Regions from separate parts of the Homo sapiens genome. Here region 2 is linked to region 1. The links are chromatin loops, found by intact Hi-C in ENCODE. Cell type or tissue: CD4-positive, alpha-beta T cell. All regions are shown on one strand. Each heading gives the region's core, and the rest is flanking DNA. Links, peaks and the distances in the headings are about the cores only.

Region 1 (4,764 bases), core at 244-2,743:
GTATGATATCATCAATGTGCCAGTATAAAAATGATTGTAGGAAATGAAGACCTTTCACCAGATCTGGTGGGAAGAGAGAGCATGGGCTTTCCGGTAAGATAGTCCTGGGCTGGAACATAGCTCCACCATTTACTAGCTCCAAGTTTATTTAGTTTCCTGGTAAATAAAACAAGGTTGTTGTATTAAGTTTAAAAAGGATAAAATATGTAAAATGCCTACCACAATGCCGTAGTAGCGATGACAGTGATGGACATCTGGTTCAATTTGCCGCACAGAATTTCATCAGTCTACACTCTGCCATTACCGGTTTGTCTCTCTGAAGCAGTTTTTAGCTACAGGCTGCCTCTGTCACTCTTACCAAAATACAGAGAAGGCAAGGTGTTAAAAATGACATTTTAAGGACCTTTTAGTAGATAGCTGTGCTGTGATATTTAACTGAATACTTCACATCTCACTATGTAGATTTCTTTAATCACTTTCTATTTGTTTTTTCATTTAAATAGGGGAGCTGAGAGGTGGTTTTTTTTTTTTTTGAGAATGGAGAATGCTGAAAAGTGACGGAAAAGAGGGTTGGAGGGAGGTAGGAATGGCTAGAGTTAGAAGCAGGTGGATGGGACAGCCCTGATGAAGAAACTCCTCAGGTTCTATTTCTTCGCTACTCGGGGATCTGCCCCAATTGGCCCAGTAACGCTATAATTTAGTATTTTCTGCGCATGTCAAGGTCTTTTGTCCCTCGGCGGACACCGTTTGCCAGCCAAAGCTATGTCTGCGCGCTCACCGACTTCATAGGGTGCCGAATTCTTTTTTCCCCAGGCTTGCCATGGCTAGTCGAGGGGCTCGGCAGCGCCTGAAGGGCAGCGGGGCCAGCAGTGGGGATACGGCCCCGGCTGCGGACAAGCTGCGGGAGCTGCTGGGCAGCCGAGAGGCGGGCGGCGCGGAGCACCGGACCGAGTACGTGTGCGGCGCGGCAGGGGCGTGGCCGGCCGGCGGGGCGGTTCGGGGCTGCCCCCGGGAGGGTCTTAGCTGTGGCGCGCGGGGCTCAGTCCGGCCTGGCCTCACCGCGGGAGGCCCGAGCTCCCTCTTCAGCTAGGTCCTATTGGTCTTCCTGGGCGGGTCAGCATTCAGTCTTCGCCCACCTTAGATCCCTCCACTGCGCTGTAAAACTGCCTTGGAGTGCGGATCTGTGATGCTCCTGGGCCAGGCCTAGAGTGGGCACAGCCTCTGTGGGAGATGTAGACAGGATCAAAGAGTATACCTTTTACGGCTGTTCCTCACAGCTCCTTTTATTCTCCCTCAAGTCCCGACCCTTTACTGGGCCCATCCAACCCGCCATCACCTCTTCCCAAACCCTGGAGGCTGCAGGTTAGAACTGCATTAAGGGAGCTGTCAACATATGGAATTGGAGTAGGCTATGTACCTTGCACCTAGGCTTCTATCTGAACATAAGGGGGAATGAATAAAGCCATCAAAAGCAATGACCTTGTTAAGAAAAGAAAGAAAAGGAGAATGACAGCTTTGTGGCCTTCAAGTGAGTGATTAGTTGGCTTGGGATAAATGGAGTGACATAAATGCATTGAGCTAAAGTGTATGAGTTAATTTATGCCTTAAAAGCAGGAAGTGGAAGGAGTGATTGAGTGATTAAAGTCAATTCTTCAGAAGGCTGAGGCAGGAGGATTACTTGAGCCTAGGAGTTTAAGTCCAGCCTGGGCAACATAGCAAGACCCTATCTCATAAAAATTTTTTCTTAAAAATCTGAATTTTTATTAATTTTACTGAGAAAAAACAACTAGCTATTCACCTTTTTAGGTGAATAACTTAAGTGCTTTGATGTCCCTTGCCCTTTTTGTCCTTTCTATCTAGATTTAGGTCTTCTGATTAGCAGGTCCTTCCTGACATGCTTTTTTTTTTTTTTTTTTTTTTGCTTTTGAACAGGTTATCTGGGAACAAAGCAGGACAAGTCTGGGCACCTGAAGGATCTACTGCTTTCAAGTGTCTGCTTTCAGCAAGGTTATGTGCTGCTCTCCTGAGCAACATCTCTGACTGTGATGAAACATTCAACTACTGGGAGCCAGTAGGTGATTTCTTTAGTTTTCTCTTTTTGTTCTTGATTTTGCAGCATAGGTGTTATTACCAATCGAGAGACAAATAATATACAAGTGTGACTCCTAGTAAAATAACTGTATTTTCTTAAAAAAAAAAACAAAAAAACAGGCCTATAATCCCAGCACTTTGGGAGGCTGAGGCCGGTGAATTGCCTGAGGTCAGAAATTCGAGACCAGCCTGACCAACATGGTGAAACCCCGACTCTACTAAAAATACAAAAATTAGCCGGGCATGGTGGTGGGCGCCTGTAGTCCCAGCTACTCGGGAGGCTGAGGCAGGAGAAATGCTTGATCATGGGAGGCAGAGTTTACAGTGAGCCGAGATCACACCATTGCACTCCAGCCTGGGCAACAGAGCGAGACTCTGTCTCAAAAAACAGAGATGGGGGCTCATTATGTCACCGAGGCTGGTATTTAACTCCTAGGCTCAAGCGATCCTCTCACCTCGCCTTCCAAAGTGTTGGGATTACAGGCGTGAGCCACTGGGCCTGGCCAGTAACATGTTTTCACTTTTGTATTCTAAGCGGATGATTTACCTGCTATTGAAGGCTGTAGGGAATTTAGCTGGTTTACACAAAGGTGTAATTTGTAATTTTCTTTTTTTTTTTAAATGAAAATAATACCTGGAGATAGTTTTTAAAGTTAACAACTACTAAAATACCTAAAGGAAAAACAGTAGCTTTCTATTCCACTTCTCGTGTCCAAATCCTACTTTCCAGAAGCAACCACTTTTTTTCACTTTTTAAGTTATTTCTTCTGACGGTTACCAAAATAGTGTTACTAAATAGTATACTTTTATTGCTATTTATTGATTTACACATTACCTGTTGACTTTTATTATAGAAAATTCAAAGGTAAAATTTTCTGATCACATTTTGAATTAAAAAAATGAAGGAAGACTGTTAAGTGTAGGTTGTTTAAGGAGAATATAAAATTTAGAGGTTTTCTGTTTTGGCTAACAAGTATTGAGAAAAAATAAGTAGAAGGTAAAATTTAAGCTTTCAGTGTTGACCAAACAGCAATCTTGTAAAATTTATAATGTCTTAATATTTTAAATATTGTATCATTTTGATTCCTTTTTTATCCATCAATTGCAGATCGCCCAGGCTGGAGTGCAGTGGCATGATCTAGGTTCACTGCAACCTCTAATTCCCAGGCTCAAGTGATTCTCCTGGCTTAGCCTTCCAAGTAGCTGGGACTGCAGGCATGCACCACCATACCATGCTACTTTTTTTTTTTTTTGGTAGAGATGGGGTTTTGCTATGTTGCCCAGGCTTGTCTTTAACTACTGGGCTCAAGCAGCCTGCTTGCCTTGCCCTCCCAAAGTGCTGGGATTATAGGTGTGAGGCATCGTGCCTGGCTTGCCTTTGTTTTTAATATTTCTGCTCAGAAACTTCACTTGCATCTGCTTAACAGAGATTTTTGGCCAGTATAACCCTGAATCTATCTGTTTTGTATTTTTAGACACACTACCTCATCTATGGGGAAGGGTTTCAGACTTGGGAATATTCCCCAGCATATGCCATTCGCTCCTATGCTTACCTGTTGCTTCATGCCTGGCCAGCTGCATTTCATGCAAGAATTCTACAAACTAATAAGGTAAGGGCAGACCAACCTGGAAGCAATCACAATTGATCAAGAGGTGAGTCTCTGGTATAGTTTTGAGAAAAGGACAAAATGAATTGGAAGTTAAAAGGGAACTTTTTTTGAAGAAGAATCATTTATCCAATTCACCATTCAACAAGCATTAATGAAACAACTTTTATTTGGTAGACACTGTATTAAGTGCTGTGGCTATAACAGTAACCAAGCCCCTGACTTAATGAAACTTGTGGTTTAGTGGAGAAGATGAACATTGAACAAATCATTCTAAATATGGTGGGTCTTATGGAGGAAAAGTACAATGTACGGTGGAATAGCATATTAGGAGGGTCTAATTTAAGTAGAGTGCTGAGAAATAATTAGATGTTAACTGGGACCTAACCTGATTAGTTTTCAGAAATTTGACTATGATGCGTCTTGGTGTGGATTTCTTTGGGTTTGTCCTGTTTGGAGTTTATTCAGCTTCTTGAATCTTTGGGCTTATTCCTTTTGCCAAATTTGGAAAGGTTTTAGTTTTTATTTTTTTGAATACTTTTTCAGCCCTGTCCGGTTTCCTCTTCTTCTGGAACTTTGATGATGTGAATGTCAGATCTTTTGTTATTAGTCCCCCAGGTCTTTGAGACTCTGTTTTCAATTTATTTTCTCTCAATGGTCAGTGGAGGCCTGGTAGGGAACCTCGAGTTCTACCTCCACTTGGCGGTAACAAGGTAGAGACTTCCCACTAACGCTCTTTCCCTGCTGGGTTAGTGGGAAGTAGTATCAAAAGAAGCCAGCTAAAACAGAAAGCTTAAATAAGATCGTAGGAGCACAACAGTGCAAAGAAAGCATGCTGAGCCCATGAATAATCCAGAATCTCATAATGCAATACCTAAAATGTCCAGCTTTCAACTGAAAATGACCTGTCATACCGAGAATCAGGAAGATCTCAAACTGAATGAACTGTTGTTCACATTGAGTAATTTCTTTTCTTCTGTCTTCCACTTCACTGATTCTTTCCTATGTCCCCTCTTCCAATGCTGACCCCGTCCATTGCATTTTTAGTTTGTTCTATGTACTTTTT
Region 2 (3,632 bases), core at 1-2,500, 270 kb after region 1:
CCAAGATCATACCACTGCACTCTAGCCTGGGTGACAGAGTGAGACTCTAACAAAAAACAACAAAAAAAAACCTTTTGATATATGCAACTTACTGTCAAGTAGTTTAGCACAGATAGATAAGGCAAATGTGGCAAAGTTTTAAATTGATAAAATAGGTAAAAGGTAGGTAAAAGGGTATGTGGTAGATCGTTGTACTGTTCTTGCAACTTTTCTGTAGTTTTAATTTTTTAATGAAAATTAATATATTGTGTATTATTTTATTTTAAAATTTATATATATATATTTTTTAGTGCAAGATGGCTTTTGGGCCCTCCACTGCTCCCTGTGCTTCTGCTTTTCACTCTCCCCAAGCAATACCTTATTCTACCATGAGGTATGTTGTTTGCAAAAGTGAGGGGAGAAATGGGGGAAAGCTGTAAGGCTGATCAGATTTCTGAATTGATGGGAGTGGTGTATGAGTGGTCCTCTAACTAGTGAGAGGTATTCTAATTAGGCTAGGAACCTACATATGTATACCAGTTCAAAAATAGTTCCCATGTGCATTTTGCCACTTAGATGATTGTATTTTTTTTTTTTTTTGAGGTGGAGTCTTGCTCTGTCGCCAGGCTGGAGTGCAGTGGCATGATCTCAGCTCACTGCAACCTCTGCCTCCTGGGTTCAAGCGATTCCCCTGCCTCAGCCTCCCAAGTAGCTGGGATTACAGGCACGTAGCACCATGCCTGGCTAATTTTTTGTATTTTACTACAGACGGGGTTTCACCATGTTGGCCAAGATGGTTTCGATCTCCTGACCTTGTGATCTGCCCGCCTTGGCCTCCCAAAGTGGTGAGATTACAGGCGTGAGCCACCGCGCCCAGCCAGATGATTGTATTTTAATTGTTCTGGGGGTGGGTTCCTTTGGGAATCTGATGAAAAGCCACTTAACCAAGAACCAGAAAATACGCAGGGAGACCCACTACAGTGAACAACCTCATCCTTTAAAGTATACCTGTTGAATGGAAATGGATTCATTTGAGTATTTAAATTAGATAACCAGGCCAAACACCTACTTGCACAGTCTGGGAATAAGAATTGATTTGGGGCTGGAAAGAAGAAAAAGGGAGGACAGAGAGTACCAAAAGGTTTTGGAAAGCTGGAGTTAGTGTGAGCATGCTGGGTGTCTACAAGTTAGAGAACAGGAGGCCAGAAAGAGGGAAGAGACAGAAGGGGCTGTGCCAAAAATCAGCCTTACTCATGTGGAAATGCAGTGGGCGTGCTACTCAGCGTTACTGGTAGGCTGTAAATGAAACCCTGAAGAAATACATATATGTGGACTAATTTAGAATACTGCAATCTTGGATTCTGTGATTCAACTCTTTCCTTAATCCAAAAGACCTACTCATCCCTGTCCTATTTCAACCCTGCCTGTCTCTTATGTATTTTTGTTTCCAATTAAATGATAGCTGTATACATTTTAGCAATTATTAATATTATCCAACTCCTGCTTTCCTTTTCTCTTCCTCTCTCCCTCTTTCTCCTCTTCTTTCTCTTTCCCTACACACACACACACACACACACACACCATCCTCAGGAAAAAAGAATAAAGATAAGAGGGAAAAGGAGAAGAAAGAGAGCTTCATACAATCCCCATCTTTCTTTTCCGTCTCTGGTTTTAGTATCAGTGAGGGAAAGCACTCTAGTCACCAAATTCCTTTTTGCTTGAGCTTTCAGATGCAGCATTCCCAGCTGATGCTGTGGGTCTATGATATTTAGCATTGAGTTGGTTAAAAAATGTTAACAGAACACTTTAAAAGGTAAAAAGGTGTACACAGAGAAAGAATTAAGTAAGATAGTGAGAGACTTAAGAATTAATTCTATAACCTACTTAGAATAAAGTGGATTATAAATAAATATGTGGAATGAGGAGACGAGTTAGCAAAGAGGTAATGAAAAAGTGATCTGAAATGTGAGGAAAGAAGACTTCATGGCTCACAATTCTGTATATTATTTTGCTGAAGCAGACAGCCTGTGAACCTGAAAAAAAGATATGTACCATTTGTCTCCCAGCTACTGGGGAGGCTGAGGTGGGAGAATGGTGTGAACCCAGGGGGCGGAGCTTGCAGTGAGCCGAGATCGCGCCACTGCACTCCAGCCTGGGCTACAGAGTGAGACTCTATCTCAAAAACGAAACAAAACAAAACAAAACAAAACAAAAAACTAGGCTTAGGCCTGGATTTAGATTTAGTTCAAATAAAAAACTGATGAAATCTTTATTAGACAACTTTGCTTAGAAAAAGTAGATTACAAAGCTAGAATGAATACTTTGCCTCTTATATTAACAAAGACAGAAGTACACAAGAAAATCCAAATCACTGACCTGTGCTCATTCCAAGGGCTTCTTATTAGTATAAAGTACAGCTATTCATGAAACAAACATCAATCAGTCAGGTTAATCAACATGTGGATGCCACTACATGTAAGGTACCATTATGGAAATAAACTAGAGGATTGAAGTTATTTAAAGAAAACTTTCTTTAGTACTTTTATTTTTAAAATAGCTTTATTGAGGTGTACTTAATATATAATGAGATGCACACATTTAATATATACCATTTGATGAGTTTGAACATATGCATACACCTGTCAAACCATCACTACAATCAAAGTAATAAATATATCCGTTACCTCCAAAAGCTCCCCACTGCTCCCATGTTTGTGTGCCAGGAGCGGGGGGCTGGGTGGGGGTTGGTAAGAACACTTGAGATCTACTCTCTTAAATTTTTTAGTGTACGATACAATATTATTAACTATAGGCACTTTGTTGTTCAGATCTCTAGAACTTATTCATCTTGAATTACTGAAGCTTTATACCCATTAAACAACTTGCTATTTCTCCCTTCCCCCCAGCCCCAGGCAACATCATTCTATTCTGTTTCTATTAGTTTGACTATTTTAGGTAGCTCATGTGAGTGGGATCATGCAGTATTTGTCCTTCTGTGACTGGCTTATTTTATTTAGCATAATGTCTTTCAGGTCCATCCACGTTGTTTCATATGGCAGGATTCCCTTCTTTTTTAAGGCTGAATAATATTCTGGTGTGTGTGTGTGTGTGTGTGTGTGTGTGTGTGTGTGTGTATGTATATTTCTTTCCATTCATCTATTGATAGACATTTAGGTTGTTTCTATATCTTGGTTATTGTGAATAATGCTGTAATGAACATAGGAGTGCAGATATCTCTCCAAGATCCTGATTTCAACTCCTTTGGATAAATACCCAGAAGTGGGATTGATGGATCATATGGTAGTTCTATTTTTAATTTTTTGAGGAACCTCCATACTGATTTCCATAATGCTGTACTGATTTACATTCCTACTAACAGTATACAAGAGTTCTGATTTCTCTATATCCTTGCCAACACTCATTATCTTTTTTTTTTTATAATAGCCGCACTAACAGGTGTGAGATGCTATCTCATTTGGGTTTTGATTTGCATTTCCCTGGTGATTAGTGATGTTGAGCACTTTTTCATATACCTAGTGGCCAATTGTGTATCTTCTTTGAAGAAATATCTATTCAAGTCCTTTGCTCATTTTAAAATCAGGTTATTTGTTGTTTTTTTTTCAATTGAGTTGTAGGAGTTCTTTATATATTTT

The links. Hi-C counts contacts between places; a loop is a spot of excess contacts. Peaks named below come from ENCODE experiments on the same cell type or tissue, not always from the same donor. Only the 100,000 strongest peaks of a DNase experiment are listed, where the experiment ranks them.
Region 2: a loop joins it to region 1, with 5 times the contacts of the local background. A loop is called at or near these places in 9 of 110 quality-filtered maps.

Annotation. Positions count from the first base shown.
Region 1 is chr11:111,867,539-111,872,302 of GRCh38, reverse strand. It overlaps ALG9 (ALG9 alpha-1,2-mannosyltransferase), which reads left to right and starts at 722. Exons shown (of 15, transcript NM_024740.2): 1 at 722-951; 2 at 1,933-2,071; 3 at 3,567-3,701. The coding sequence starts at 821. RefSeq lists a silencer at 777-1,086. In CD4-positive, alpha-beta T cell, for the core only: a CTCF peak has its summit at 1,372; a DNase peak (open chromatin) is centred at 732; H3K4me3 peaks cover 1,486 bases; H3K27ac peaks cover 1,437 bases.
Region 2 is chr11:111,596,342-111,599,973 of GRCh38, reverse strand. No RefSeq gene overlaps it. Among named protein-coding and RNA genes, the nearest start is that of SIK2, 4.3 kb to the left of the region's middle. In CD4-positive, alpha-beta T cell, for the core only: no CTCF peak of the experiment used is centred there; no DNase peak of the experiment used is centred there.